Linked DNA regions of Homo sapiens: regions 1, 3, 4, 5, 6 and 7 are each linked to region 2. Evidence: chromatin loops called from intact Hi-C (ENCODE). Cell type or tissue: endothelial cell of umbilical vein. All regions are shown on one strand.

Evidence for each region. Peaks named below come from ENCODE experiments on the same cell type or tissue, not always from the same donor. Only the 100,000 strongest peaks of a DNase experiment are listed, where the experiment ranks them.
Region 1: a loop joins it to region 2, with 4 times the contacts of the local background. A loop is called at or near these places in 6 of 110 quality-filtered maps.
Region 3: it touches region 2 in a loop (7-fold over the local background); 35 of 110 quality-filtered maps call a loop at or near these places.
Region 4: a loop joins it to region 2, with 10 times the contacts of the local background. A loop is called at or near these places in 31 of 110 quality-filtered maps.
Region 5: it touches region 2 in a loop (9-fold over the local background); 6 of 110 quality-filtered maps call a loop at or near these places.
Region 6: it touches region 2 in a loop (9-fold over the local background); 39 of 110 quality-filtered maps call a loop at or near these places.
Region 7: it touches region 2 in a loop (2.4-fold over the local background); 4 of 110 quality-filtered maps call a loop at or near these places.

Annotation. Positions count from the first base shown.
Region 1 is chr1:41,839,272-41,843,271 of GRCh38, reverse strand. All of the region lies in intron 1 of HIVEP3 (HIVEP zinc finger 3), which reads left to right. Among named protein-coding and RNA genes, the nearest start is that of HIVEP3, 78 kb to the left of the region's middle. In endothelial cell of umbilical vein, no CTCF peak of the experiment used is centred here; a DNase peak (open chromatin) is centred at 2,251; H3K27ac peaks cover 272 bases.
Region 2 is chr1:42,034,501-42,038,500 of GRCh38, reverse strand. It overlaps a transcript of HIVEP3 not described here. Among named protein-coding and RNA genes, the nearest start is that of GUCA2B, 120 kb to the left of the region's middle. RefSeq lists a silencer at 2,310-3,079. In endothelial cell of umbilical vein, no CTCF peak of the experiment used is centred here; DNase peaks (open chromatin) are centred at 2,440 and 2,920; H3K4me3 peaks cover 1,463 bases; H3K27ac peaks cover 327 bases.
Region 3 is chr1:41,917,274-41,921,273 of GRCh38, reverse strand. It overlaps HIVEP3 (HIVEP zinc finger 3), which reads left to right and starts at 2,352. Exons shown (of 9, transcript NM_024503.5): 1 at 2,352-2,861. RefSeq lists silencers at 3,021-3,070, 3,122-3,416. In endothelial cell of umbilical vein, a CTCF peak has its summit at 2,411; a DNase peak (open chromatin) is centred at 3,093; H3K4me3 peaks cover 1,139 bases.
Region 4 is chr1:41,900,408-41,904,407 of GRCh38, reverse strand. All of the region lies in intron 1 of HIVEP3 (HIVEP zinc finger 3), which reads left to right. Among named protein-coding and RNA genes, the nearest start is that of HIVEP3, 17 kb to the left of the region's middle. In endothelial cell of umbilical vein, no CTCF peak of the experiment used is centred here; DNase peaks (open chromatin) are centred at 2,117 and 3,637; H3K4me3 peaks cover 450 bases; H3K27ac peaks cover 2,930 bases.
Region 5 is chr1:41,953,167-41,957,166 of GRCh38, reverse strand. It overlaps a transcript of HIVEP3 not described here. Among named protein-coding and RNA genes, the nearest start is that of HIVEP3, 36 kb to the right of the region's middle. In endothelial cell of umbilical vein, no CTCF peak of the experiment used is centred here; DNase peaks (open chromatin) are centred at 1,556 and 2,316; H3K27ac peaks cover 2,266 bases.
Region 6 is chr1:41,810,448-41,814,447 of GRCh38, reverse strand. The region is part of intron 1 of HIVEP3 (HIVEP zinc finger 3); the gene reads left to right. Among named protein-coding and RNA genes, the nearest start is that of HIVEP3, 110 kb to the left of the region's middle. In endothelial cell of umbilical vein, a CTCF peak has its summit at 2,312 (motif pointing left); DNase peaks (open chromatin) are centred at 1,857 and 2,247; H3K27ac peaks cover 1,478 bases.
Region 7 is chr1:41,722,809-41,726,808 of GRCh38, reverse strand. All of the region lies in intron 1 of HIVEP3 (HIVEP zinc finger 3), which reads left to right. Among named protein-coding and RNA genes, the nearest start is that of HIVEP3, 190 kb to the left of the region's middle. In endothelial cell of umbilical vein, no CTCF peak of the experiment used is centred here; a DNase peak (open chromatin) is centred at 2,448; H3K27ac peaks cover 312 bases.

The DNA of each region.
Region 1 (4,000 bases), 200 kb after region 2:
ACTGTATTTGGAATATTCATAACAAGTCTATCGCTAATTATCACTTTAACAATGTGTTATGGAGTGTATCCATGCAGTCATCTGGGAAGGCGCATATGCCGTGAAATGTGGGGATTTGCTGTGTACTGCTTGTGCCTGCTTTTAGCGTTTCCTCAGGTCTTAGGGAGGAAGTAGAGGTGCTTGGTAACGGGGAACGGAGGGGAGGACTTCACAGCTGAGGGCCTGCATCCTGCATTCCTGTCCTCCCAGCAACAATTTCCAGGGTACATTGCTTTTGAGCGTAAGAAAAGCCTTTATTTGAAACAAAAATCTTTCTCCACACTGAAGCCTCATTTCTGGAAAGCTGCAGAGATTGGAACTGAGGTTACCCCAGGTCAGTGCCAGGTAGACAGATCCTAGCCATAGATCTAATTGCTGATGAAGAAAGAGGCTGCTGGCCTTAGTGCCTTTCTGATACTCTAGCAAGAAGCGGGGGGCAAAAAGAGCTAAAATTGCCACCTGATTTGCAGATCTCAGAAGCAAATGAAAAGGAGCTTCACCATCTCGAGGGATGAGAAAGAATGCTGCTTCCTTTTCTTTCTTTCTGCTCTCTTTTCTCTTGGGAAGGAGAATGAACTCATGCTGGGCTCCTTCTTCAGGATTCTCAGTGGGTCTGAGCTGTGGGAAGCTAGCATTCTGTTATCTCAGGGGCACGTGGAGCTCTTTCCACCAAGACCTCCTGATTGGCATGGATAAAGCCCCAGAGGCTGCTTTCAAATGAGGCCAGAGTAATGGAGCATAATGGAGCAAACCTCCTGGTGGAAGAGTTCAGTCCTACTGCAGTGATAAATCAGGAAGCCTTTATGAGGGGCCAGTAATGGGACAGTGGGGAGTGAGTTGCCAAACCTGGCTCCACATGACTTCGAGGCTCCTTTGTGGGTCCTGTTTTTAGTGCCAATGGGGGATTCAGGCTCAATCTTTTCTGGGTGTCCTGGGAATATTCTGAAGGGTTTAATTTGGATAGTTTTAGAGTTGCATCTGTTATAAAGATTTAATAATGAGTTTTTATGGCACTTGGAGCCTGGTTTTGTTAGATGTTACTTTAGAAATAATAACAGCACTTTATTGCTGTTATTATTGAGTGCTTACTATATACTAGGTGCATTATTCATCATAATCATTAACAGTGAATTTTTTTTTTGAGATGGAGTCTCTCTCTGTTGCCCGGGCTGAGTGCAGTGCTGTGATCTCGACTCACTGCAACCTCCACCTCTTGGGTTCAAGCAATTCTCCTGCCTCAGCCTCCTGAGTAGCTAGGACTACAGGTGCACACCACCACGCCTGGCTAAGTTTTGTATTTTTAGTAGAGATGGGGGGATTTCACCATGTTGGCCAGACTGGTCTTGAACTCCTGACCTCAAGTGATCCACCTGCCTCGGCTTCCCAAAGTGCTGGGATTATAGGAGTGAGCCACCCCACCCAGCCAACAACGAATATTAATGCAGTACTTATGATGTACCAAACTCATAAGCACACTTACCTCACCAGGTCTTAGAAGAACACTCCCTCTGGAGCCATCACTTACGCGTGAGGACATTGAGGCCCTGAGCTTAGATAACTTGTTCAAAATGGCCCTGCTGATAAGCTACATGGACGAAGTCAGCGGTTTTGGGCATGTCTTTCCACCAGCTTCTGGAAGAACAGCACACAGGCCGTTCCCCTCTCCCCCATTTTAAAGTGGCAGGAGAAGGTGGAATGAAGAAAATAAATAGGGCTGTTCCTGGCTCTGTGTGGTCAGAGGGTGATACTGGTTCAGGGTCCAGCTTATCAGTGCTGCACTGATATTCACAGAGCATTCGGCTCCGGAGGCTTTGCACTGTTTGTAATGCATTGTCAAAACTTGGTGTTGGCTGCCTGTTTAAAGAATTGATTTAATAAACACCGCGTTTCTGGATGTTTGGTTTCTTTGTTTTTGTTTGGGGTCATGGAGGTGGGATCCTGGAAGAGTTGGATGGAAGTGTATTTGACAGGAGAAATTCTGGGTGTGTTTAAAAATCAAGCCACCACAGATTCTGATGCAGCCTTCTTGAAGACAGGTGTGTGTGGGCAGGTGTGCTGGGGGCACTGGGATGGGCAGAGGAAGTGGTGGGGTTTGTAGGTGGAAACGCAGGGCTGGCTTTGTTGTTGTCTGCACGGCCCTCCAGGCTACAGTCATTAACTGCACCAATACTGCCACTAATAGGTGGGTGATTCAGCTCCTTCCTGCATTTTATTACCGGACAGAGACTTTAACAGCCCTTTGATTTAGCAAGTTAATAAAGTAAGTGATCAGGCTCCACTGTTTAACCACTGACTGGATGGCCTGGGGCTTGTTGCTTTCTGGGAACCCTTCTGATATTGTTTTAAAATTAAAAGGAGAGAAAGTTATGGAATTTGAGTGCTCTACTTGAGTCTCCTGGCTCCTTCCTAGGCAGCCTCACCAGCCCAGCATGCCTGGCCTCCTTCCAGTGCCAAGCTTCCTCTGGTTATGTCGTCCAGTGACTGGCTGGCTGGCACGGCCAGGATCTGATGGGCTCCGTGGGTGTCACTGGCCAGGGGTTAATATCCAAGGGATTTGAAGGTCCTGGCTGTCTTTGAGGGAGAGAGTTGGATGAGAATGTAGGGTCTCGTGATGGGGTCCTGTATTAATTTCTCGTGGCTGCCATAATAAATTAGCACAAACTGATGGCTTAAAACACCAGAAATTTATTCTTTCATGGTTCTGGAGGCCAGAAGTCTGAAATCAAGGTGTCAGCAGGGCCATGCTTCCTCCAAAGTCTCTAGGGAAGGATCCTTCTGTGCCTCTTCTAATTTCTGGTGGTTGCTGGCAATCCTTAGTGACCTTGGCTTGTAGAGATGTCATCAGGTCTCGGCCTCTGTTGTCATCACATGGCCTTCTCCCTCTGTGAATCCATGCATGTGTCTCTCCTCTCCTTATAAGACACAGTCATGTTGGATTTGGGGTCTACTCTATTCCAATATGACTTCATCTTAACTAATGATATCTGCAAAGACTCTATTTCCAAATAAGGTCACATTTTGAGGCTCTGGGTGGATGTGAACGTTGGGGGGACACTATTCAACCCAGTCCGGGTTTTTCAGGAACAAGTGACAAAGAGGCGGGGACGGTGGCAAACTGATTCATAAAAGGAGGCGCGACGAGAGCCAGGCTCAGGATTCCCAAACAGTTTAGGCAGCACTGTGCAGTCGATCTTCCTGAGATGATGGGATACAGTTCTGTCACTATGCCACTTGAAATATGCCCAGTGTGGCTAAGGACCTGGGTTTTAAATTGTATCTCATTTAAATAGTCACACAGGACTAGTGGCAACCATGGCAGACAGTGAGGCTCTAAACCCTCCTGAGAATAAAATAAGAGAAGGAGGGTTTGAATGTTTAATAGTTTGGGCAAGGTCATTTGCATCCAGGGTGGTCACCGGGGGCTTACAAGGCTAAGCAAGGTAGACCGTTACTCTGTTTCCCTCCTTGATTAGGAAAAATCCTCTGTGACATACAGCCAGCCAGGCTGCATTTCACTTGGGGTCCTCTGGACCCCAGGCGTGGCCATTAATCTGGGCTGTGAGTGGTTACCTCACTCATGTGTAGTCACACACACAGAGCATCCCATGCCCCACTCCAGAGTACTCACGCCCTGGGCCCTGCGATTTGTTAGTTCCATCCCTGGAATCCTCCTATGGGCAACTTAGAAAGGAGGTGCCTTGGGGGTGCCCACAGGTGGCCCTACCTTCATCTCCTGGGTCAAAGAATGCTTCCTGGAGGAAGTGATGCTTGAGCTGAGACCAGTTGCTGCTGCAGAGTCCTGTCTGTTTTCAGTACGTGAGAGTGAGCTGAGAACTTAGGACTGCAGGTCTTTAGAACCAGAAGGAACCCCAGCAATCATCGGGACAATGGTCTTGCAAGTTCTGAAACCACCAGAGGCTCTTCTTCAAAGGAAAGATCACCTGTACTCTTGATATGTAGA
Region 2 (4,000 bases):
CCCTTGGTCAGGAAGTATCAGGGCCAACTGCCTCCAGCGTTATTCCACCTAGGATTCAAATTCCAAATGAAAGATGTCATAGTGCTCCAGCTTGGGGGCACACCAGGCCTGGGCCAGGTAAAGTCATCATCTTCACTGGCAGTCTCCCCAAGCCCATATCTCTTGGAGTGAGTTCCTGAAGGAAAATCAGTGTGATGTGACCCTAAGAAAGAGCTAACGCTTGCTGAAGTAATGGGTGTCCACTTCAACAGCTGTGTGGAAACTAGATCTGAAGGGCACTAAAGACGAAGGGAATTAAAAGTCAAAAGACAGTGGAGATATGGACTAGGGCTGTGGTAGTATTGTGGGATTTATGAATATTTATGAGATAAAAATCGGTGATTGACTTTAGGAGAAGGAAGACGACAGAATCAAGGATGATTCCCAGGTCCTAGAATGTGGTAGTAGATATTATTACTGGAGAGAAGATAGAGGATGGGGAAGGGGAGATGACAAATAGCTTATGACATGCCAAGTTTAAGAACTCTGTGGGACATCAGGTGGAGGCTAGAATTTGAAGCATAGTAACTGAACTGAACTCATAGGCATGGACGACATAACCTAGGAAGGATTCTGGAAGAAGCCACAGAAGAGATCAAAATAAGTTTTGATCTTTGAAGAGATTAAAATAGATTTGCCAAGAAAATAAGATCAAATGACAAAGAACGGAAGGAGGAGGAGAACCAGGAATGTGCAGGGTCATAGAAAGCCACAGGATAAAATTTCAAGGAGAGAGCAGATTTGAGCTCTGGTGCAGGTAGAAGCCACATTCTAGGGAGCTAATGTATAAGTGGGAGTAAAAACGTGTGGGCTACCCTTGCAAGAATCTTGGATGAGAAGGGCTGGTTAACTGCATGGTAACTTGGAGGGCATACAGAGTCAAGAGAGGTTTTTTTTTTTTAATTTTTTAAATTTTTTGGTCATTTGGATTTTTGGTTTAAATTAAAATATCATTCACATACCATAAAATTCACCCTTTTATACAGTTATGTGGTTTTTTATTATATTCACAAAGTTGTACAGTCATCACCACCGTCTAATTCCTTAACATTTTAATCACCCCCCAAAGAGGCTTTGTACTCATTAAGCAGTCACTCCTCAGTCCCCCCTCCTCCCAGTCCCTGGCAACCATTAGTCTACTGTCTCTATGGATTTGCCTGTTTTGGACATTTCATATAAATAGAATCATACACTATGTGGGTTTTTGTGACTGGTTTCTTTCATTGAGCACTATAGTGTTTTCAAGGTTCATCCATGTTGTAGCATGTAACAGAATTTCTTTCTTTCTTTTTTTTTTTTTTTTGAGACGGAGTCTTGCTCTGTTGCCCAGGCTGGAGTGTAGTGGTGCGATCTCGGCTCACTGCAAGCTCTGACTCCCGGGTTCACGCCATTCTCCTGCCTCAGCCTCCCACTTAGCTGGGACTACAGGCACTCGCCAACACGCCCGGCTAATTTTTTGTATTTTTTTTTAGTAGAGACGGGGTTTCACTGTGTTAGCCAGTATGGTCTCGATCTCCTGACTTCGTGATCCGCCCGCCTCGGCCTCCCAAAGTGCTGGGATTACAGGCGTGAGCCACCATGCCCGGCCTTATTATTTTTTATGGCAGAATACTATTCCATTGTATGGATAGACCATAATTTGCTCATCCATTTGTCAATCAGTGGACATTCAGTTGTTTCCTTTTTTGGCCTTCTGAATACACCGCTATGAACATTTGTGTACAAGTTTTAGTACAGACATGTTTCTAGTTCTCTTGAGTGGAATTGCTGGGTCTCCATTGATTTTTGTTGGGCGAGACCTGATACTGTTTACAGGCTGAGGGTAGGGCGCCGGTGCTGAGGGAGAGGTGGTAGAGCCAGGGGTTGGGGAGGAGGAGGGAGGGCTGGAGCAGAGGAGGCCACTTTCTTCAGCATCACTCACTCTCTGTTTGGCACAGTCCTAAATGCGGGCTAATCTCCCTTCACATCTTCTAGACCCTCTGCAAATACCTCATACTTGCTGACCAGGGAGCGAACCCAGGGCTTGAATAAAGCACCCCTAGACCTGGCAGAGCCGGGAACCGGCTGGCTGGTTCGTTTTCTGATGCAGATCACAGTTTTGGGGTCTCCTCTGGTTAGAGCCTGGCCCATTCGGGTTTGGTTTTCTCCTGGACGTTCGTTCACACGTGAATAAGGCCAATTCACCGTGGAGTCTGCGTCTGAATCCTTGTTCCTTAGGTCATCCCGGGGTCCCAGCTGCCCGGGATGAAAAAACGATGCCCGGGTACCAGGGGTCGGGGACCAGCAACGCCGGCGCTCAGCGTAACCGCTACCCTCCCCAGCCACGGCGCACGCGCCTCTTCCCTGCCAAGGAAGGGGCGGGGAGTAGGCGGGGCGGGCACCTTTGAGGCCAATCGAAAGCGAGCATCCCCGCCCTCCGGGCCGATGGACCCAGTTTGACCCCGGCGGTGGGCGGAGGAGGCGGGGCAAGCCGCGCGGCCAGGAAGGGGGCGGGGCCCGGGGTCTGGAGGCGGGGCCTGGGGCTGTCAGTCCCGCGCCCGCCGCCGCGCCACGGCTCCTCGCATGCCGTGGCCCGGGTGGCTGCCAGCGCTGCCGCCCGCCGCCCGCCACCCCGGCATCCCAAGCCGCCTCCCGCCGCCCCGGCCCGGCGCGCAGGTAAGGCTGGCCGCGGCTGCCGAGCCATCGCGCCCCCCTCCTCGGGCTCGGTCTGACGCGCGGGCGCCCTCTCCGGGCCGTGTCAGCGCCGCAGCTCCCGACTGCGCCCGGGGGCGGTCCCGGGGGGCGGGACGAGAGCCCTCCCCATCCCCCCAACGCCTCCGGGCGCCGGCCCCCTCAGCTGGGGTCCCCCGTCTGGCCTCCGCAGCTCCGGCGCAGGGAGCTGTCCCGAGCCCCCCTTCCCGGGCCGATTACACAACCTCCGGTCCTGGGGCGGGGGCCCCTCCTCAGCCCGGGCCCCACACCTGTCCCCGCAACGCGCTCCCAGGCAGAGGGCAGAGACCTGGCGCGACAGCGGGGGCCGGGAAAGTTTCACTTTGTGGTCAGGGGTTTGTTGACGTCTGAGAGATGCGGGGAGACGGAGACTGAGCGGCGAGGATGCGCCTTGCCAGCCGCGTTCCCTGTGCCCGGGGTGGCCCTGGTCCAGGTTTCCCTTCCAGAAGTCCTGCCGGCATCCCGGCTCTGGGCCGGGAGGCTGCTGCTGCAGGGCGCCCGGGTCTCTCCGTCTCTACGTTAGCGAGCTCTGGATTGCAGCAGTCTGGGGACGGCTCAGTCTCTCGCGCTTGCCCCCTTTCTTAAGTTAGCATTGACATTTAGACCAGTTGGACAAATTTACTTAGCATTTTCCTGACACTTTGTATTGGTGAGTTGCTTTCCCATCCCTAATTAGTTAATTAACAAGGTGGGAAAGCTAAATAGATCCTGGAACGAAATGCCTTCAGTCTGGCAACTCTTTAAAAACCTCTGAGAGCTCTAGGCTCTGGTTGCATGGAGAGATGCTTTTGGCCAAGGTGAGAGAGCGATTCCATGTCTTCTGGTTGCTCGAGGAGGCTTTGGTAATAATGGCACGGCTTTCTCTGCCTCCCGCTGATTGTGCCGTTTATTGAGGGTCTTCAGTTTATGGTGGGTTATTTGGTTTTCTTCATTCAAGAAAGGAGGAATCAGAAGTGTTGCTGATTAACTGAGTGTTCCTCAGTTAAGAAAAACACTGAGGTTTAAATAAGTTTGGATACTTGTCTGCTTTACCAGGTTACCTTCGTGCGCAGAAAATCTTGGCTCTTCTCATTCTCTCCCTATCTTCCCAGTAGGGCTGTATCCAGCCGGGTTGGCATTACTGGTTCCTCATTTAGTCTGAAGACCTCTTGCTACATAAGTGTACAGTCCTGCCTAGGGATAACCTCTAAGAGTGGACTTAATTAGCACTTTTATCTGCTCGTTAAGCAATACAGCTTGAAATCTCTTGTAA
Region 3 (4,000 bases), 120 kb after region 2:
AACCATATCAGGGTCTTTGCAGAATCATGAGTTTATCAGTACTAATTAGTTTTTCCTCCCATGTCCCATCTACTTTGTATCTTCCCATATTATTCAAAATGTCTGCTTTATTGATGGCATCTTTCCCTGGTTCCCAGCATTGCCAGTGAATTTACCATTCCCCAAACCAAAAGCCCCCGTATGGAAATAGTGGAGAGTTCTGACACATCATATGGATAGATGGACCAAATGACCTTCCAGACTCATGTAACTCTGGGAGGCTTTTTCTTTAAAGCAGCATAATTAAAGGGTTGAGAAAAACTTTTACTGAAAAGGACAGAGAGATAGAGTTTAGTTTACTCAGGAGAACAGAATAAGGTGAGACTTAAATGGTGAGTCACACTAAGCCTGCTGAAGATACAGCAGGAGGGACTAAGATTAAATTACAGCTGAAGTGATTCATGTTGGTCACTACAAAGATCATTTAACCCTTAAAAAGTTGTGTGGCATCATGATACATTGCAAAGCCAAGTTACAAAGCCTCATTTTCTGGAGCTGTTCTCTTTAAAGGTAAGAGGATGGACTCGAATCACCTTCTGAATTATCGGACAGCCCTGTGACATGATTATACCTTGGTGCCTGAGATGTTAGATGGGAAATAAACAGCAGCATCTAGTAAACTCTCCTGGGGTAAAAAACAAAACAAAAAAAAAAAAACCATCTTGTTTTCACCCAGTCTTACTGATTTTTTTTTAGTGTGAAGACAGAATGTTTTTGTCAAAAACAAGTTCTCCAAATTTATAAACCTGATTGGAGACATCTTTAGTTTCTTCTCAAACATGCTGGGAAAATAGGAATGTCACTGAGACTCCTTCACCATCCCCTCGCAGCCCCTATTCCCCGGGGGGCTGGGTAGATGGAGAAGCAGGGGGCAGGGGCTGGACCAGGGAGAGAGTGACAGGCTCTCTGTGGTAGGTCTGTGCCTTGTCACAGAGCCTCCTGGGCTCAGGTCTGTGGTGGCCGCGGGAGAGCCAGCTCCACGCTGTGTGGCTGGTGACATTTCCGGCTGCCAGGGCCCAGCCAATCAGTGATGGACCCAGCTTGCTTGGGCGATGACACATGAAATATGATAATTTTCTGCCAAAGGGCCCTGGAAGAGGGGAAGGAAGAGAGTGTGTGTGTGTCGCTGGGAGGGGTCCACACAGGAGCGCCTGTGATGAGGTGGGAGGGTGACAGTGCACTTGTTTTCACGGTTTGCCTGGCAGGACTAGGCAAGGGAGGGAATGGGCTGTGATGCTGGAGCGGCTGTAGGAGCGCCCCTGTAGCTCCCGAGGTGAGCCACTGCCGCTGCTCTTAGGCGGGAACCAGCGGAGGAGCAGACAGCGCCATGCTGGAGCTCTGGGGCTGGGGTGAAAAAGAAACTGTCAAAGACATTTGCCTTCTTAACACACGTGAGCAAGGTTAGGACTCTTGTTTCTTCTCAGCGCTACCTCTTTAAAAGCCAGAACAAAACTGCAGTAAACACCATCTGGGTGGCTGAAGTACTCGAAGAATAATTTTTTTCAAAAAAATTTAGGCTGGAGGTTGTCTCTCCCCCTACCCTGTTTTTCTACCTCCATACCTCCATGCTGACCCTTAAAAGAAAAGTGAAAAACAAAACAACAGAACTCAATAACAAAATCTTGAAGAAGGGCCTAAGTCTGAATCGTAAAGACTCTAACTAAGGTTCAGGTGGTAGTTCTGATTCCTGATTCTGGTTGAAAGAAAGTATGTCTTGGAATGCGATGTGGCTCTGGATTATGTTCGACTTTAGAAATAGTGCCAGAACTATTCTTTGATTTGTGGACATGGACCCTGAGACTGCAGAGCAAGGCAGGGCAGGGCAAGGAGTGCCCGTGTTGAGCTCTCAGGTGCAGAGACCCCACTCCCTTCAGGCACTGTTGAGGCTCCCCGGCCCCTGATCTGCAGCCAGAGGCTGGTGAGGTGTGACACGCTTGCTGACAAGAGTGCCCTGTCTCGTCTGACCCGTGAACATGGGTGTTCAGAAGTGAAGGATCATAGTGTTTACATAACGTGCCAATTAGTACTGAGAAGCTCATCAGTGCAATAAATATTTATGACTTGCATTTGCATTTTTTCTCTCCACGTATATATATATAATATGTGTGCATATATATGTGCATATATATGCACATATATTATACATATATGTTGTTTTTTAAAAAGCACCAATAAATGAAATCCTTATCACTGTGTGCAAGCCTACTGTGCCTTTAGGCATGGGACTGGCTTCCTGCGCTGGGAGTGACAGCTATTCCGAAGTGATAATTGGTGTACTGTGTCTTTAAAAGGTTAAACCCCCTTTCAAAAAAGGTCTGGACTCCTAGTGGAAAAGACAAGCGAGGCATGGGTTGGCTCTGGATTCAGAAAACAGCTGCTGATTAGATTCTGTGTCTGCAGGCTGAATTTATTCCGTGTTTTTCAGCAGCACGAATTCAAGAGGGATGCTTCTGTTTGGGTTTCTGATCGTGATTTATATTTATTCAGAGGAATAACAGAGGGTGGATCTGTTCCCGGCGCGAGCATGCTCACAACCAGCCGACTCTCCCATTATCCAGCTGCCTAGTTTGGTGCTTCAATGTACATGGCTATTCCGTGTGCATATGTGTGTATACAAACACGCATGCATGCCTGGATGGACATACGTATGCACAGGTTATTTTTTAAGGACAATTCTTTCAATAAGGTCTTTACCCCTTACTTGAAACAGGTGTTCATGAAAAAAATGCACAAAATCCTGCCTGGCCGGAATAATTCATGAAGAAGGGGCTGGATCCGTGGGTCAGAGAACACAGGACCAGTTTGCCATCCCAAGGCCGAAGGTAGGGGACTCTGGGTTTTTATTCGGCGGATGGATTCCTTGCGCTGTATTTTACCTTGTGATTGTGTTTTTGCCTGAGGCCGCACCGCGAAGCAGAATAGCGAGCTGCGATTCCATTTTGTGTATGCCTTTCTTAGGCAAGGTGTCCGGCTGCCGAGACGCAGGGGCCGGCCGGGTGGGCTGCGCGTGGCGGCCAGTGCCCCCGGTGGGCTGAGCGCGCTGCTCGGCCTGGTGCTGGGGAGCGGCGCGAGCCTCAAGTGACCCCCGCGCGTCAATCACAGGCGGCGGCGGCGGCGGCGGCGGCGGGGCTGTAACCCTATGCGCGCCGTGCGCTCCAGCGCTGCTTGCAGCAGGCTCTGCTGGGCTCTGCACCCGCGCACTGGCGGCCGGCTCCATAGGAGCCTCGGCTGGGGGGCTTAGGCATCGCGTTCCGTGGCACCGGCGTTTTCTTGTGCTGCCTTGGCTGCTGCTCCGGATTGTTTAGGCGGACTGCAGTAGCCTGCTTGGTTGAGAGTGAGATTCGTATGATGCTGGCTGCTGAGACAGAGGGGATAGCTTTCTTTTTCCCCCTTAATCCTAGCCCCCTGAAAATATTCCTAAAGCAAAATCATTTCCCAACCCCCAACCTGACCCAACCAAACCCAAACCAAACTCCTATTCTATAGGGGATTCTTGCCTCCCTGCTAGCAGAGAGAGTGTCCCCTCCAAGTTATGCCCCACATTTTACTATCTTTTAAATGGAAACACTGATGGTGCCGAATGGTCCCTAATGATATTGTCCAGGCTGCTGAGGACTCCTGAGTGTGGCAGTGGTGCAGAGGAACTTGGAGGCTCGGCATTGGTTTCCTTTAACGTAGCTGGTTTGGTTTCTGTTGCAGGTCAGGAATATTTCTGTGGCTAGGCCCTTCCTTGAACTTCGGGGGCAGTGGTTGCAGGAAGAGGGTCTGCAGATCTGGTCGCTGGGTGAGCAGCACCCTGGCCCTCTTTCTGGTATACGCTGACGTTTCTGGTAGCCCTTGGCATTGTAACCACAGCAGCCAGGTGCCCACTGGCTACCTGGAGTGCTTCGGTTTTGTTAACTCTGGTGTGCATTTTGGGTGTTACGGGGGGAGGGAAGAGGAAAGAGGGAGAATGAGGTGT
Region 4 (4,000 bases), 130 kb after region 2:
ATTTGGACTTTTAAACACTCCCCCAGTGATTTTAATGTGCAGCCAAGGTCAGGACCTCTTTTACAGTCAAGGGAATTGAGGCTTCAGAGGTCAAAGTCACTGGCCCGGGGTCACCAAGCTGTGTGGGGAGGCACAGTTAAAGCACAGGCCTGTGTGACTGCATTGTTTGACCCTGGGGCCCTCCTGCTGCTGCCAATCAGAAAATGGTCAGGACCAGGCACGGTGGCTCAGGCCTGTAATCCCAAGACTTTGGGAGGCCGAGGTAGGCAGATCACTTGAGGCCATGAGTTCGAGATTAGCCTGGGCAACGTAGCAATACCCCATCTCTACTAAAAATGTAAAAATTAGCTGGGCATGGTGGCACATGCCTGTAATCCCAGCTACTCAGGAGGCTGAGGCATGAGAGTCACTTGAACCCAGGAGGTGGCTGCAGTGAGCCAAGATTGTATCACTGCACTCTAGCCTGGGTGACAGAAAGAGACTGTCTCAAAAAAAAAAAAAAAGAAAAAAAAAGGAAAATGGTCAGCACTGGCTCCAGTGTGCTGGGCAGGAAATGGTCAGTAGGGATGCAAAGATGCTGATGGCTTTCCCAGTGCATCCTTGCTGACCCAATACTCTTTTAAGAGGCAAGCATGTGTGTACTCTGAGTCTAAACGGCTCCCTGGACAGAAAGCCATCAGCCTTAGCTCCTGGCCAGCTCAACAGAGGAGCACACCACCCAGCTGCCCATCAACTCTTGGTTCAGGCTTAGCTTGGTTGCATCTGGCTTCAAGAAACAAGGACAGATGCTTTTTGATTTCTTTTCTAATGTCACCTCATAACCAGGCATAAATGTCTTGGTCCCTCCTGAGGAGAGAAAGGTAGGACAAGTCGGGCAAGTGTGGTCTTTTCTAGCCTCACCTCCAGTAATAATTGCAGAATAACAAGGCCTCAGTGCTCACTGCATTCATCAGCACCATACTAAGGACCTTGCACACATCACCTCCTGTTACCTTCACAGGAATCTTGTGAAGTAAAGACTCTTAGTATCTCAATTTTTCAGATGGGGAAACTGAGGCACAGAGAGTCTGGCAGCAGAAATGGGAGTGATCCTAGGCAGTTGCTGAGCCTGGCTCAACTCTTAATCATCATCCTATGTGACCTCCATAGATCTGTTTTTGCCTTGTTCTTGAATTGCTTCAGGAGCCCCATCTAGTTCCCAGCCTGAAAATCAGCTTTGAGCAAGGGAGATGCTGCTTCATTTCTAGCACAGAGTTGGATCCATAGCAGGTGTTCAGTAAATGGTAGTTGGTAGATGTATTTTATTTTATTTCAATTGATTTTATTTCTCCAGATTCTACAATATCACAGTACTGTGATAATAATAAACATGTCTCAGGAATGTAACCCAAGTTATCCAGTTTTTTATGCTTTGACTTCTAAGTATTTCTAAATACTCACCATACTCTCTTAATTGTTGTGTCACATTCACTTTTAGTAGCTGTGCTACGTTCACACCCTATAGTTGTCCAAGAAGAGCACCTCTCTGCACTGTAAGAGCCTCGATGTCTTTCTTTGAAGGATTCTTTACCGGAATAGAAACTGAAACGATTCTAAATGGTAGCTATCCCTGCACCGTCCAGGCCCTCAGAATGAAGTGGTTTGTTTGGTGTGCTCTTCCAGGGTAATCCATAAAAAACTCTATCCCAATTTAGTAGCAGACATTGCCGGCGCTCTGCTCAGATGGCGTTGGATCACTTCGGCCACTTCTGTGTGCCCATCCTGCAGCTTCTGTAGCCTCTGTTTCTAAAGCTTTGCCCCATCGCCTTCTTCAAAGGATTACCCTCTTGCCAAGAGAGTTGGAGTGGCTGGGAGTTTCTGTCCTGGCCATGACAGTCTGTAGCCAATATTAATTAGGGTGGGAATATGAAAGGTCAGCCACCTTGCCCTGGCAGTGGGGGGTGGGGGTGTACAAACTTGCAGGAGGTTCGGTTTACATTCCAGGACCCTCCCTGGGGTCAGGCTGAGGCTGGGATGTGGCCTGAGGTCATGCTTGGCTTGGCCTCTCCCCTTTCTGTCCTGCTTCTCCACTCTCCTACCGACCACTCTGGGGACATTTCTTCAATGAATCACTCATCTAGGAATCCTTATCTCAGGATTTCCTTTGGGGGAACATGACCTAAGTGAAAGCAATGTGGGCCGGATGTCTTTCAGACCAGAAAATGCCTCAAATTCCCTTTTAAGCATTCCTTTTAGTGTCCAGGATTCTGCCCTAAGCCTCCACTTAAACTGGGGGTCCCACTTCCCAGGGACAGTAACCCACCCCTCCTCCTCACCACTGGCTCATTCTTGTGGGTAGTTTCTGGGCTTTGCAGCTCTCCCCCTCCTCACTTCTTAGCCAGACTTTACTCTGCTTCTGTTTCATTCATTCAATACCCAACAGGTATTGAATCCCTGTTCTGTGTCAAGCATCCTCCTAGGTGCTGGGGTACAGCTGTGAATAGAGCAGACAAGGAGCTCGCCCTAACAGACCTTAAGGGAAGAAGGCAATTCACAAGTAAACAAAGAAGCAAGACAGCACACATTAAGATAATGGCTGTGAAGGAAATAGGCTAAGTGAGTGGGGCTAAGCAAGTGGGGTGTGAGTGAGGCAGCCTCCTGGGCTGTGTGCATGGTGTCACCTCCCTCCTCCGCTTCAGCCCTTGCATGCCCAGCCACACCTGCTCCTGAAAAGAGCACCTCTGACCTGCGTCTTAATAAATGCCAGTGACATTGTCCTAACTTTGTCTTTCTTGCCCTCTGAGTGGCATTTTGTGAAGTTTAAAACTCTGCATCTTGTTTTCTTCCCTGGGCTTCTGAGGCACCAGCCTCTCCTGGTTTTCTCTCTGCTTTTCAGGCTTCTCCTGCATAGCCTTCTCTGCTGCCTCCACCACCCCTCTGCTTGGCTATTGAGGATCGCAGCTCCCTAGACTCTGTCTGAGGATTTCTCTTCTTACAATGTAGTCTTCCCCTAGGTGAAGGTGTCACGTCCCCTGGTGTTAGTTTCCATGCATCTCATCTGGACCCCTCTTTGGAAGAACTGATTGTAAATGCAGCCCCCTTCTTAGCATCTCCACTTAGATGACTCAACACACGCATAACTCGGCTCAGCACCTTCCCACATGCATGACCAACCCACACCCCAGCCCCTTCCTCAGCCTGTGAGTCTCTCCTCTTCAGATGCACCCTGTCTTAGGAAGGGGCACCACTGTCCCCCAAGCTGCTTGGGCCAGAAGCCGGACTTCACCCTCTCCTCTCCACCACCTGTTACACTTAAGCTGTCACCAAGTCCTGTGCATTCCTCCTCCTAAGGACGAGTGCATGAATCCATCCACTTATCCATCCTGACGTCCACTCCCTCTCCAGGCCACCATTGCTTGACTGCTGCAGGAGATTCCTCACCGGTCCCCCACATCCTGCCTTGACCCTTCCAGAATGTTTGCATGGGCCCTAATCATGTCTGTAATTTCTTGCTGAACTAAAGATAATTGAAAATTCTTCCCAAGGTATGCACCACCCCAGGCGATGGGCCCTGCCTACTTCTCCAGCCTCACCTCCGGCCACTCCCCTTTCTCCCTCTCCTTCAGCCTTCCTAACAGATGATTCATTCCCAGTTATGGCCTTTCCACACACATTTCCTTTTTCCTGGGAAGCTTTTTAGGGAGGCCCATATGTGTGAAGGCTGCTTTCTTTTTCCCTGAAGTGCTGTGATCACCACTGGGATGTGGGGTGAAAGATACCACCACTGCCTCTCTATTCCCTCTCTACTGGGAAATTTGGAAGAGATCTAGGTGGGAGCACAGGGAGTGGGGAGAGGGAAGGGATAGAGAGGCCCAGCCCAGGGAGAGGCAATAAGGGGGTACGTTGTCTGAAGAGAACGTAAAAGCAATAATATAATAAACGAAGTCTGTTAGATTTTGACTCTCACCTTGCACCAAAAATTCTAAAACCTGTTGATGCAAAATACTCTACCCCCAAGGGA
Region 5 (4,000 bases), 81 kb after region 2:
AGATTAGTGGGAGGTAGACTTTAAGAAAGTATAGTAAAAATATAAATTACTGCCTTGGTGCTATTGAGTAAGGATGAAAAATAAATCACTGAGCCCTTTCATGCTAATATAATTCATTTCATATATTAATTTCACTTCCAAATATATGCATACATATATTTACAAAATAAACATATAGTTTTGACTAAAAGAAAATTTTAGGCTCCTTCTCACCCATCCTAAGGTCTTTTAGACCACCCAAGCAATTCACTTCTTGTCCACTCTGAGCATAGACAAAGGAGTTTGGAGGATTTATTTAAATGAGCAAGATCTGAAAGTGAGAGCACCTTCCAACTCCTTCTCCTCCATGGTTCATATTGTAGCTTCAATAATTTGCTCCCAGCGCTGTTCAAAAACCATATAAGCTTATATTCAAACAAAATTAAAAATGGATTTCAAACTTCATACCTAACTTGGGCTCCTGTCTCTTTTTATTTTCATCGCTGCTTCTCCACATTGCTGAAGTGATTGCCTCTGTATTCCAGGAGGAAAGAGAGGGTAATCTTGGCCCTCTTCAAGCATCAACACAAGCATGGAAATAAGACAATAAATCCTAATACTTAGACCATGTGATATTTGGGATGAAGTTGTACTGCTGCTCCATTAGCATGGCTGATCTGAACTGGCTTTAGTTACAGAAATTCTTGGAATAGATTCCTAGGTGGAAAGTGCTTTCTGTGGCTGGTGCTCTACAGAGATCCTGACCTAGGGAGTATTGTTTTTCTTGCTTAGGATCAGCCTCCATTTCTCCTAAGAACTCACAGCACCCTGGACCGTTTCATACACGAAACAGATAATGGGCCTCAAGTTTGCATGCAGACTTTCTGTTAACTACAACAGCCCCATCTCCAGTGTGTGCTTATGTTCCTTAGTTTCTCTGCCTGTCAGGCCTCAACAGATGCAAAATATTTCTGAGTTTGGGCTAAAGAGTGAAAATCCAGTATGATGCTGTCGTTGCTTTTTCCCTTCTCCTGACTGTTATAATTTGCTATAAGAAACGTCCAAACCAAGAAGTAGTTGACATTAGACACTTGTGGTGTTAGCACCAGAGGAGGTAATGACTCCCTGGGGAATTCAGCCTTCACTGTTCTTCACCTTCCGCTGGAAGTGAGTCCCGGCTACAAGCCTAAATCATTCAGGAGTGAAAGGAGAGGTCCCAGCTCGCCTCTCTATCTTTTGACTGTAGAAGAGTTCCAGATTTTTCCTTCAATTTCCAGATCTTCCCCAGAAATAACTTAAGTCCCGGAGGCCCTTTTCTAAGCAACCTAACCCGTGAGTCATTCCTGTGCTCCCTGTCTCCCACAATGATTGTATTCCTCTGTCCATTCACAATTTTAATTATGCCTCTGCTCAATGGGCTTCCCTTCTGGTTAACTTCTCCGGGTAACTCATTAAACCTCTGAGTCACACGTTCATTATTAAAGAAAGGACAAAAATGAGAGAACAAAAAGGAACTGTGCCCCAGGAGAAACTTAGGGGTGGATTACTGTGGTTAAGTGTAGCTGAGTAGCTGGAGGCCTTAGTTGCCTCTTCTCCCCTTTCAGGATGTGCCCTGCATGGCAGGATGCATCACAGGACTTAATACGGTGAGGTCATTGTTGTGGTTGGTTTTAATATGAGGGGTTTTTTTTTGTGTGCTGTTGTAGGACACAGTTTGCAATTCTGGTGAAAGTACTTTCCTCCTATTTAACTATGCCCTCTAAACTTAGGTGGTCTCATAACAATGATGGAGCTACTAATTAAAAAGAATTCCAGTCTTCACTTGTGCCTCTGAAAGAACATAGGAGGGAACCAATTCATAACCCACAGAGACACTTCTTAATATTCCCTTTCTTTTTTCCATCACAATTTTTCTAAAACGGCTCCCACCCCACCCCTACCCAGTCTACCAAGCAATTTCTTTCCTTCCTTACCTCTTTCCCAAGATAAGTTACTTTATTTCTTTCACCCTTGGATCTCCCTGTTGTAAAATGGGTTTCATTGTAGTACCTGGCTGATATGTTGTTGTGAAGATTAACTGAGATAAAACATGTAAATACTACCAACAGAGTGCATGGAACATTGAAAATGCTCCTAACAATTAGATGTTATAATTTTCAATTCAGCCTCCCCAGCCTCAATTTTGATCTTCTCAGTGGAAACACTAGAGAAAAAAAAAAAAAACCTGGAAGCTGAGAAAATGGTTCCTAAAGAATAATAACAATGGATATCATTTACCGAGTGTGACTCACGTCCCAAGCTTGTGGAACCATTTCTGTGCATTATCTTTAATCCTGACCACAACGCTGAGAGATAGATAGATACTATTATTACCCCTATTTCACAAATGAGGAGACTCGGACTAAGAGCGATGAAGCAACCTGCCCTGGGCCACAGCCTGTAGGCAGAGGAGCTGGAGTTCAGACCCTGGCCTGACTGACTTCCAAGTTCATGGTTTAATGGCTCTGCAGAAAGCTGCAAGGCAGTGGTGCAGCCAGCATCAGAAAGGCCAGTGTTCTCTGTGTGGGTTTTGACTCACAATGGCCATGACCCCCTGCTCAGAGACATAGGGCCTTGATGACGACTGGCCTGTCCTTGCAAACAGCTGCCAGGTTGGAGCCAGACCCCGCAGGGTGGGGTGAAACCACCTGGCCTGTGCCAAGGTGAAGTCTCTGAAGGCCTCCTTGGTTTTCAATGAGAGACAGAGAGAAATGTGTTTTTTTCTGCAAAGGTTGGCATTTATTTCTTAATAATCCGTTTTTAAAAATGTATGTGGCCTCCCTAATCAGCAAAACAAAGGCTTACTGTCCTTTTATGCATGCTAGAAAGTACTAATGAGTTCTTGGGGGTTTATCACTGACTCTGGAACAGAAGTAGAAGCCAGTATATCTGGAGTCAGTAAAAACAGGTTTTGCCAAGGTACTTCAGCTGCAAGGGAACCTTTAAATATTCCACACATCCAGCGCTGCATCTGTCCTGGGGAATTTGAGGATGAGCTGATGCCCTGCATAGGATGCCTGGTGCACACTCTTCTATTCCATGTCCTGGAACCTTGCGGGTGGGCCCTGCGCAGTCCTTTTAGATGTGTCACCTCGGGTGGTCTGCCATCTGAGGGTCTTCTCTCTGGGTAGAGAACCAGTTACACAACTCAGTTTCCCCAAAGGCCAGAATGGAATACTGAGCTTTGCACTAAGTGTAAGGGCCAATATGTTCTGGGTTCTGAAGAGTTAGCAGAAAAAAGGGCTGCTGCAGCCTTGGGTACTGTGATTGATGCCTGTTTTTTTGTGCAAACAAAAGTCAAATACCATTATTATTAGTGGCAATTCATTGGTATTCCTCTTCTTTGTCCTCTTCTTCTCCTTCTCCCTCTCTTGCATCTCCTTCCTTCTTCCTCTCATTATCCCAATTTTCCTCCTTGGTTTCTTTTAACAATAAAAGTATGTAGAGCAAGAGAGTATGTCGGGAAGATTTGGCAGATCATTCACTCATTCATTCATGTACTCATTCATTCATTTCTCAGACATTTATAAAGCACTTACTCCAAACTGAGCATGGGGTGGGGCTACAAATTCAAGTAAGAAATCTTTCTTATGGGATGTGCACAGTCTAGGAGGGAAGAGGCAGACATCTGACAATTACAAGAAGTAACATGTTCTGAGGACTCATTATGTACCTGGCATTGTGCTAAGTTACCCTTTAACCAGATCATCTCATTTAATCCTCATAGAAACACTCTGAGAAGAGTTTTAGCATTTTATCCTCTTATACATGAGGCTGAGGCAAAGACAGATTAAGTAATTGGCCCAAGGTCACACAGCTAGCAGGCCACAGATCTGACTTGAACCCAGGCAGTCTGACTCCAGAGTCAGTATTATTAACAGCTCTGCCGCTGCCTCCCTCATAATCACAGCACACAGTGACAAGTGTCACACAAGTGGGATCCAGCAGAAGTGAAATTTGAACCTAGTCTTGAAAAGTGAAT
Region 6 (4,000 bases), 220 kb after region 2:
GGTCTACATTTACTCATATGTGGAATGGGAACATACCAACCACCATGGTGGCATGAGAGCTAAAAGAGGTGATGGATATAGTTCATACAGCACAGGGTAGGGAGAGGGGAAGAACTGTCCCCACGTGACCCCACTCTCCTGTGGCTCTGCACTCCAGCCCTGGCAGTGTGAGCGCAGAGGTCATGCCAGATAAATGTCTGCTGAGTGCTGGCTGAGGGACACTCACTCAGAAGCCAGCTTTCCACAAGCCTCACAGACATGACGTACTGGGGCTTGAATTTCACCCATGGCCTAAAAGCAAGGTCCCATTCTCTCAGCTCTCATTACTCAGTGTCTTCTGGGGATTTCCCTTGGACAGCAAGATAAGAGTGCCCAAGGTCAAGACCATCAGGAGATGAAGCCCCCACCACTGGAGGATGGACCGTGTAGGGGTGGGGAGGAGGCTGAGATTGAGAAAGGGCAGTGCTGTGGGCTGCTGTGGGTAACTACAGGAAGGCATCAGAGCCCTAGACATCTGTAGGTGAGGAAGCCCAGGCCGCAGTGCTGAATGGTTGGGGAAGAAGCTACTGTCTCCACCACAACAGGCTGTGCTGGTCTGGTCTGTGGAATGGCTAGTCATGGTTCCCTTCTACATGTGTCTCTTGTCGAGGCTGGCTGTGAAGACCCTGTGTTTAGGAAGAGTTGTATGGCATGGGGCAGGGGTGGGGTTCCCCAGCTCTTCTCCTTTAATGGTCTCTCATGTATTATGGTTACATATTGGGCATCAGAGAGCACTGCATGGTCCCTCCTACTTGATGGCTTTATGGTTCTCAGCCTTCTCCCTTTGGCGTAGAAGATCTGTCCTCTATGGCTAGCAGCCAAGAGGAGATTTCCACAGAGATTTCTATCCACTGTGGTCCTGCGGAGAGAAGTCGCACCTGTTAATGGCTGGGGATGGACAATTGCAAGGCGGTATGTGGGTGCACAGTCTCTCAGGCACCCTGTGTGTCACTAGGTCTTGCCAGTGTGTTTGGGAGGAGGACCAGCTGGTGAACATTGCCTGGCAGCAGTGTGAGCCACTGTTTTCCAGCTGCCATGATAGGACTGTTTCCAGATCACCAGAAAGACAGGGCAAGATTGGCGCCTAGTGTTGCTCCTGCTGGTGGAGGCTGTGGGCCAAATGGCAAGAGGACTAGATAGGGTGATGGGGGGCTGCATGACTGGACTCCAGTCCCACTTCTGCTTCTTACTGGCCATGGAACCCAGAGCCTCAGAGCCCTCATCTCGAAAATGAAGGGGTTGTTTGGGAGGCTGAGGCAGAAGAATCGCTTGAACTTGGGAGGCAGAGGTTGCAGTGAGCCAAGATCGCACCACTGCACTCCAGCCTAGGCTTCAGAGCAAGACTCCATCTCAAAAATAAAATAAAATAAAATAGATAAAATGAAATGAAGTGGTTGGATCAGGGCCTGGAGACAGCTAAGGTCCTTCTTGCTGTAGGAGTCTCAGAGGCCCCAGAGTGCATAGGCACTTTACCAGGTCCAGAAAGCGCTTGGCTCTGAGTGCTGCAAGGACCGCCCCCCACCCCCTCCACCCATCCTGCTAGGCTGCATTTAAGGAGCAGAGAACCTTGGCAGTTCTAACTTATCTGTCCCCCCACCCCCAAGGAGGAGTGCACCCTCAGGGAAGGGGACACTCTGTTTTTCACAGACAGGGAACTGTTGGAGTGGTGGCTTCGCAGCCCAGCTGGCCAGTCTTCTCTGGGGTGAGCAGCCCAGGTCCCCCCCCACCCCCTACCAGCCTTGGTATTTGCTAATTTCCCTTCCCAGGATAAATGCGTCACTATCACTCTTAAAATGAAGTGTCCAGATGGGAACACAATACAGATGTGGCCCAGTCATTCCAGAGGAATGCAAGAAAGCTGCTGAGATTGTCTAGAATTCAGGCATTTCCTCAGTGGGCTTTATCCTCTATTTATTCCATATCCATGACATCTTATTTATTTTTTTGTTTTTGTTGTTGTTTTGTTTTGTTTTTAAGACAGTCTTGCTCTGTTCTCCAGGCTGGAGTGCAGCGACATGGTCATAGCTCACTGCAGCCTTGAACTCCTGGCCCTAAGCGATCCTCCCTCCTCAGCCTCCCCAAATGCTGGAATTACAGGCATGAGCCACTGCACCCGGCCCATGGCATCTTATTAAACATCTGTCCGTTGCAAGCTGAGAAAGAGGTTTCTGTTTGTGCTCCTCGTGTTTGTTAAGTTTGCTTAATGAAGGCCCTGTTTAAAGGGAAGGACTGCCTCTAGCTCCCCCTAGAGGATAGCTGGCTGGGATTCCACAGCCTCAGCCCTGGGAGCACCTGTGTATGTCTCAAAGCAGCAGAGAGATTAATGACCTGGGTCATTTTGTTTATTAAAATATCACCTTGGGGGTTCTTTATACCATTGTAAAAATGGTTCAACTGAGTGCCTTCTGTCTTCTTAAGCCAGTGCCTCTGGACACTCTTCTTTGTAACTTGGGCACTCGGGGGCTTCTCTGGGCCTCTGCTTGCTCATCTTTAGAATAAAGTATTTTTTTTTCCAGTTGTAAATTAATTATATGGTTCTTTATATTAATTGTATGGAGTTAGATAAGGACTCATCTGTACAACTACAGCAACTGCGATTTTCGTATTCCCTCTTTTAGGAATTTATTATAAAAAGGACTCAACCTTTTCCTGACTTTATGCCTCCAAATTCCCATTTCTCACCCTCTCCTGACGTTTCGCCTTTCCCCACCCCCTCCCCGTGGTGCTCCAAGCTCAGTGGGTGGCAGCACAGCACGATGGTTCAGGACAGTGTCTCTGGAGGGTGCTCTGGGCCCGTCACTAACCAGCTGGGCGGCCCCAAGTGAGTCACATAACCTCTCTGTCTGCCTCATTATCTGTAAAAAGAGGATGTGGTAGCATTTGCCTAACAGCAAATGTAACTGATAATTAATGCATATAAAATGCTTAGAATAGTGAAAAATGGTGTTCAAAGAAGCATTCGTTGTTATTGTTGTGTTTCTATGGGGTGAGGTAGCCAGTAAAACCCAAGGTTAACACCAGACTGTTTTCCTCTAGGAAATACAACAAACAAGCAAGCAGAAGACATGGATCCTGAAGTTTCTTATGAGCAGGAGACTAGCACAGACCACTGTTCCTACCATTGGGAGGACAGCACACCTGGCTGGCTGCCAGAGTGGGCCTTGGGGAGTAGGAAAAGCCAAGGGCTTAAGAGATGGAAGATCTCCTGGGTCACACCCAGGAGACTATTCACTAGCTGCCCACTGGGCAATAAACACCAACTGAGGACCCAGGTGACACAAACCCTGCATTAGGTACAAAAAAAAAAAAAATCTGGTCATTGGAGGACTCAGGCCAATGGGGGAAATAAACTGGTCAATAAACAATCATAGTGCCCTGTAAGGGCTGGAAAAGGGCATCCTAGGAGTCTGCAGTTGATAGGAAGGGATTGGGAAGGGCACAAGGCCAAGAAATAGGACAGGCAAGATCCAAAGGAGTGAGGACTTGGTGATGTCAAAGGCTTCAGGGCCATTACAGGCAAATCCATAAGCCACATGCCACATAGGCCACCTGGCTTCTTAAAGAGATCCACACTATAAATTGGAGGTGAAAAGTTAGAAAACTACTTCTTAAAATGAGGTACAACAGTGAAGCCAAATTTATTTTGAATTGATTCTTTTTAAAAGACTGTAACCATATATAAACTCAAAATAACCACATTTCACCATGACACTGTTTTTAGGGGCCCAGCCAGGAATGAGGGTCAGTACCTTGGAGAGCTCCAAGGGGTTCCAAAGGGCTGAGGCATGCACTAGTTCAGCATGAGGCAGAAGCATAAGCATGAACCTACCAGGATCAGTGTGGGGCCAGCCCCTACTGGTGTGGGCTTCCATTGCCAAGGCTGGTGCTTCTCCTCTTAGATGGAGGTCCCAGGGACTAGGAGATGGTGGATGGGGGGCAAGGGACCTAAGATGGACATTTG
Region 7 (4,000 bases), 310 kb after region 2:
TCTGCCTTTTTTAAGAAAGTTCTTCTCTCTAGTCAGCTGAGACCTGCCAGCCTCCACACCTGTCCTCTATCTTTGACCTTCCCCAAAAGAACTGATCTCCTCTCTCCTATTGTTCTAGATGTCTCAGTATTGCACTTGGGCCTCTCCAGACTTGCCCCAAATCCTTCTGCTCCAGTGTCCCAGTATCCCAGAGCAGTTAAGATTTTGGACTCCAGAGCACAACTCCCCCAGTTCAAATCGTGGTGAGGCCACTTGCTATCTATGTGACACTGGGAGTTTCCTAACCCCTCCACGCTCAAAAGGAGGTAACTGTGGGACTTAACATGAGCGGGTGTGTAAACGTCACCCACTGCCATGGCTGTTTATGATCAAACATCTACAAAATCTGTAACAGCTTCTCAAAGGGCCTCACTTCCAGCCCCCTTCATGCCTGCTTGCCTGCTGGTTCTATTTGGTAGTTTCCCTGTTACAACTTAGAGATGGTGCCTTGACTCTTGGAGGCAGCCAGACATTGAGGAAGGAGCCCTGGTTTTGGAAGTAGACCTGTGTTCAAATCTCAGGTCCATCCCGGGTTTGATTTACCCGGGAGACACCATGGGCCCATGTGGCTTCTCGAGGGCTCATGAAAATGCTTGAGACATGAAAAGAAAAAGGTTTGGTTTCAAAATATGAAAACTGCTCATCAAAATTAATATTTAGTTAATATACTCAAGCATAATGAATTGTATGATTTAGTTTTTATAGAAACAGCCCTCCTTTTGGGGGTTAGCATGCCTCACCTTGCCAAGGTTCCTGATTGCAGACAATGACTGCTGAGAAATCAGAGCATATCATTCATACTACAGGTTACTCACTGAAAATCACTTCAAAAACAAAATTATCTTTTAAATGTATAGTTGTTTTCCAGCAAAATATTACATTCAGCAAGGGATAAATTTTATAGAATGTCGGGGAGGCTTCCAAAAGTAATGCAGCTTGGGTCTTAAAATGACCCTGGGACTGGTCAACTCATCTCTCTGAGCCACTATGTCCTCATCTGCAAAATGGGGACAATACACCTGTTTTCCAGTATTGTTGAGCCTATCCTGGAGATCTGATAGTGCCTGCCTGTCTTTTGGGGGTCACTGGAGGAAGGGACAGAGGACTGTTGGCCCTTGCCTCTTATGGAGTTTCCATACGGATGCTGGACACTGAACCTGTTTGCTTTATCAGTCCTATGTGTCTGGGCCTTTCATCCCAGCTTCTGCCCATTCATCTTGGAGCGAGCAGTTACCATCAGCACAGACAATAGTTTGGGCTTTGGGAGGTGGGAAGTCCTGGGAATTCTTAGTTATTCCATTGCTGTTGCATTAGGTAGGTCCGCACATGCCCTTGAAGATTGAACATCCCTCCTGGGCTCTAACATAATTCAGGAAAAAGAGATGTCTGTTCTCTTGCCTCTTGACAGCTATTCCTTGTAAGGAACCATCATTCCCTTGTCCCTGTGACTGGGAGAGGCTTGTGGCAGGAGTGAGGAGACATCGGCTGATAAGTGGCAACCAGTTAGGGGCCCAGCTGCATGTCTGCATGTCCCGAAGCGTTCTTGATTCAGGGATGCCATTCACAGCATGAGAGGTGCCTCTTATGTGCCCATCCTGCTTAGGGTCAGCTGTTTCATTCAAAGATGGTAAAAAGTGTTGAGTCTTGGGTTTCAATTCTGCCTTTCTCATTCACTTGCTGTATGACTCTGGGCAGGTCACTTGACCACTCTGAACCTCAGTTTCCTCCTCTGCCAAGTAGGAAAACAAACAGCTGGTCTTTCTTCCCTGAGTTGGTGTGGGATTGTGGGTGAGAAAGGCTAAGTAGACCATTGTGAAACTTCAGGTGGGAGATGCCAGTGCTATTCTTTGTCTTGGTGTGAGAGCACAACCGGAGTCATTCACAGGCTTCTGCTGAGCCCCAGCCGGACTCTCACCTCAGCCTTGTCCAGGCCTAGGGGCCACCCTTGCAAAGGAACAGAACCGTCTCACCTGGGCTGGAGTTCATGGCCTCAGGCGAGATTTGGCAGGTGCCCTTAGTGCAGACCAGATGTTTGGCCTGTGTGTGATGGCTGGGGAGGGGCTCACACCTCCCAGTTTTTTCCATGGTATCAGCATCTTAATGCATCACGTCTCACTGACGTGGAGCTGCCCCTGTCCATTACCCGTGCATCAGCTCAGAGTTGGAAGCCTCCAGTCTCCATCATATGTCCCAAAGAGCCAGAAAGGGTAGGTGTGGCCAGATGTGCAGGAACCTCCTGCATATGTAATCCAAGCCAAGTCTTTGTTCTCTGATCCTTGGTTTTCTCATCTGGAGAATGGCCTTCTGTGGTGGACGTTTCTGTTCACTTTACTTGGCAGCAGTAGTAGGTCAGGAAGGAAACCCCATCTGATTGTTTATTCAGCCCTAGGCATTCCATATGAAGGCCAGCCCTTTTCTCCCTAAGGGGACCAACCAGCTTTGCCAACTGTTCTCAGAGGAGGATCCCAGGGACAGTATTCTGGTGAGGGGTGGGAACATACAGAAGACTTATCTTGAAGCTGCATTTGTAGAATAAGCACACTTTTAACCTAGAGTTTATGTTTGCTCATTTGGAGTGGCTTCGGAAGGTGACAGTGGATAGTGGTGGAAGGGGATGTCAGAGTCCACCCCAAGACACTACTTCAAGCTACCGCTGCAAACCTGGAGAAAAAGATTCATCCTCGAGCTGCCCCTCCCCCCTCATGATATTATTATCGCAAGAGAAACTAACATCTGTATTATCCTCTGAGTTTACAGGCAGATTATAGCATTTGAAGGAAGTTGGGAAAGCTTACTTCCTCTCCATCTCTAAAGCCGAGCTGCTAGTACCTCCAGGCAGGATTAAGCTACTCTGGTGGTCATTCATTCCTTACCATGATCTAGTTAATCAGATTGCTTTCCAGCCTTGACCAGAAGAAACCTATGAAAGTGCTAACCCTAATCCTAACCCTGACCCTGGGCTCTGAGGGCTGTGCTGAGATGTTTCACTCCTACACTAAACCAATACCTAGCTCTTCCCAATTTGCAGTAAAGGACAAAGTTATTACTTATCATTATCTCATTCTTCTAGTTTTCTCCCATTGGCTTTTCATAAGCTCTGGGCACTTGCTACTGCTTGACTGCTAATGAGTGCTCATAGGCAATAAAATGAAATGTACAAGTAGCAAACAAATATTAATGAGGAATATCAAAACCAGCCAATTCTGCGGAGTTTTGCAGCATATTTTTTTATGGTGGCTGTGTGTGTGTGTGTGTGTGTGTGTGTGTGGTGGCTGTGTGTGTGTGTGTGTATGATTTTATGGTATGGGTGCATTTTCTGCTAGTGAAAATTGTTCCCAGTTCTTGTGATGGAACCAGAACTTTAGTATTTCATGGAGTTCCCCCAAGAATTCCATGACTTTCCGTTACAACAATGGGATAAGGATGGGGATGGTGGCAGGAAAGAGAGGGGCCCCATGGAAGGGATGAGATGACCCAAACTCAGGGCTCATTCCTGATCCCCCAACCCCCAAGGAAAATCAAGTGACTCAAGATCTGGCAGATGTGTCCCTTCCTGTCACTCCTACTGCTAACAGCCTTGTCTTACCTGGATTTCTGTAGCTGCTTTTATCTGCCACCACCATGCCCCCTCTAATTTGTTCCCCATAGTGCACCAGGGGGATCTTTCTAGAACACAAACCTGGTCACGTCATTCCCCAAATAAAATCCTTTAATAGCTCCCCATGGCCTCTGGGGTTAAATGCTAAATTCCTTTAGAGCAACTTGCAAGGACCCTCAGGATCTCCTACCTGGTCTTACCTCTTTCCCTCAAAGCTCTGGCCTTAACCTCTTGCTTCCTAGCTCACACACACACATGCATCTCTCTCTCTGTCTTTCTCTTTCTTCCTGTTTCTCTCACACATACACATATGCACATGCATGCACACTCAATATTCAAGTCTCAGTTTAGATGCCATTTCCC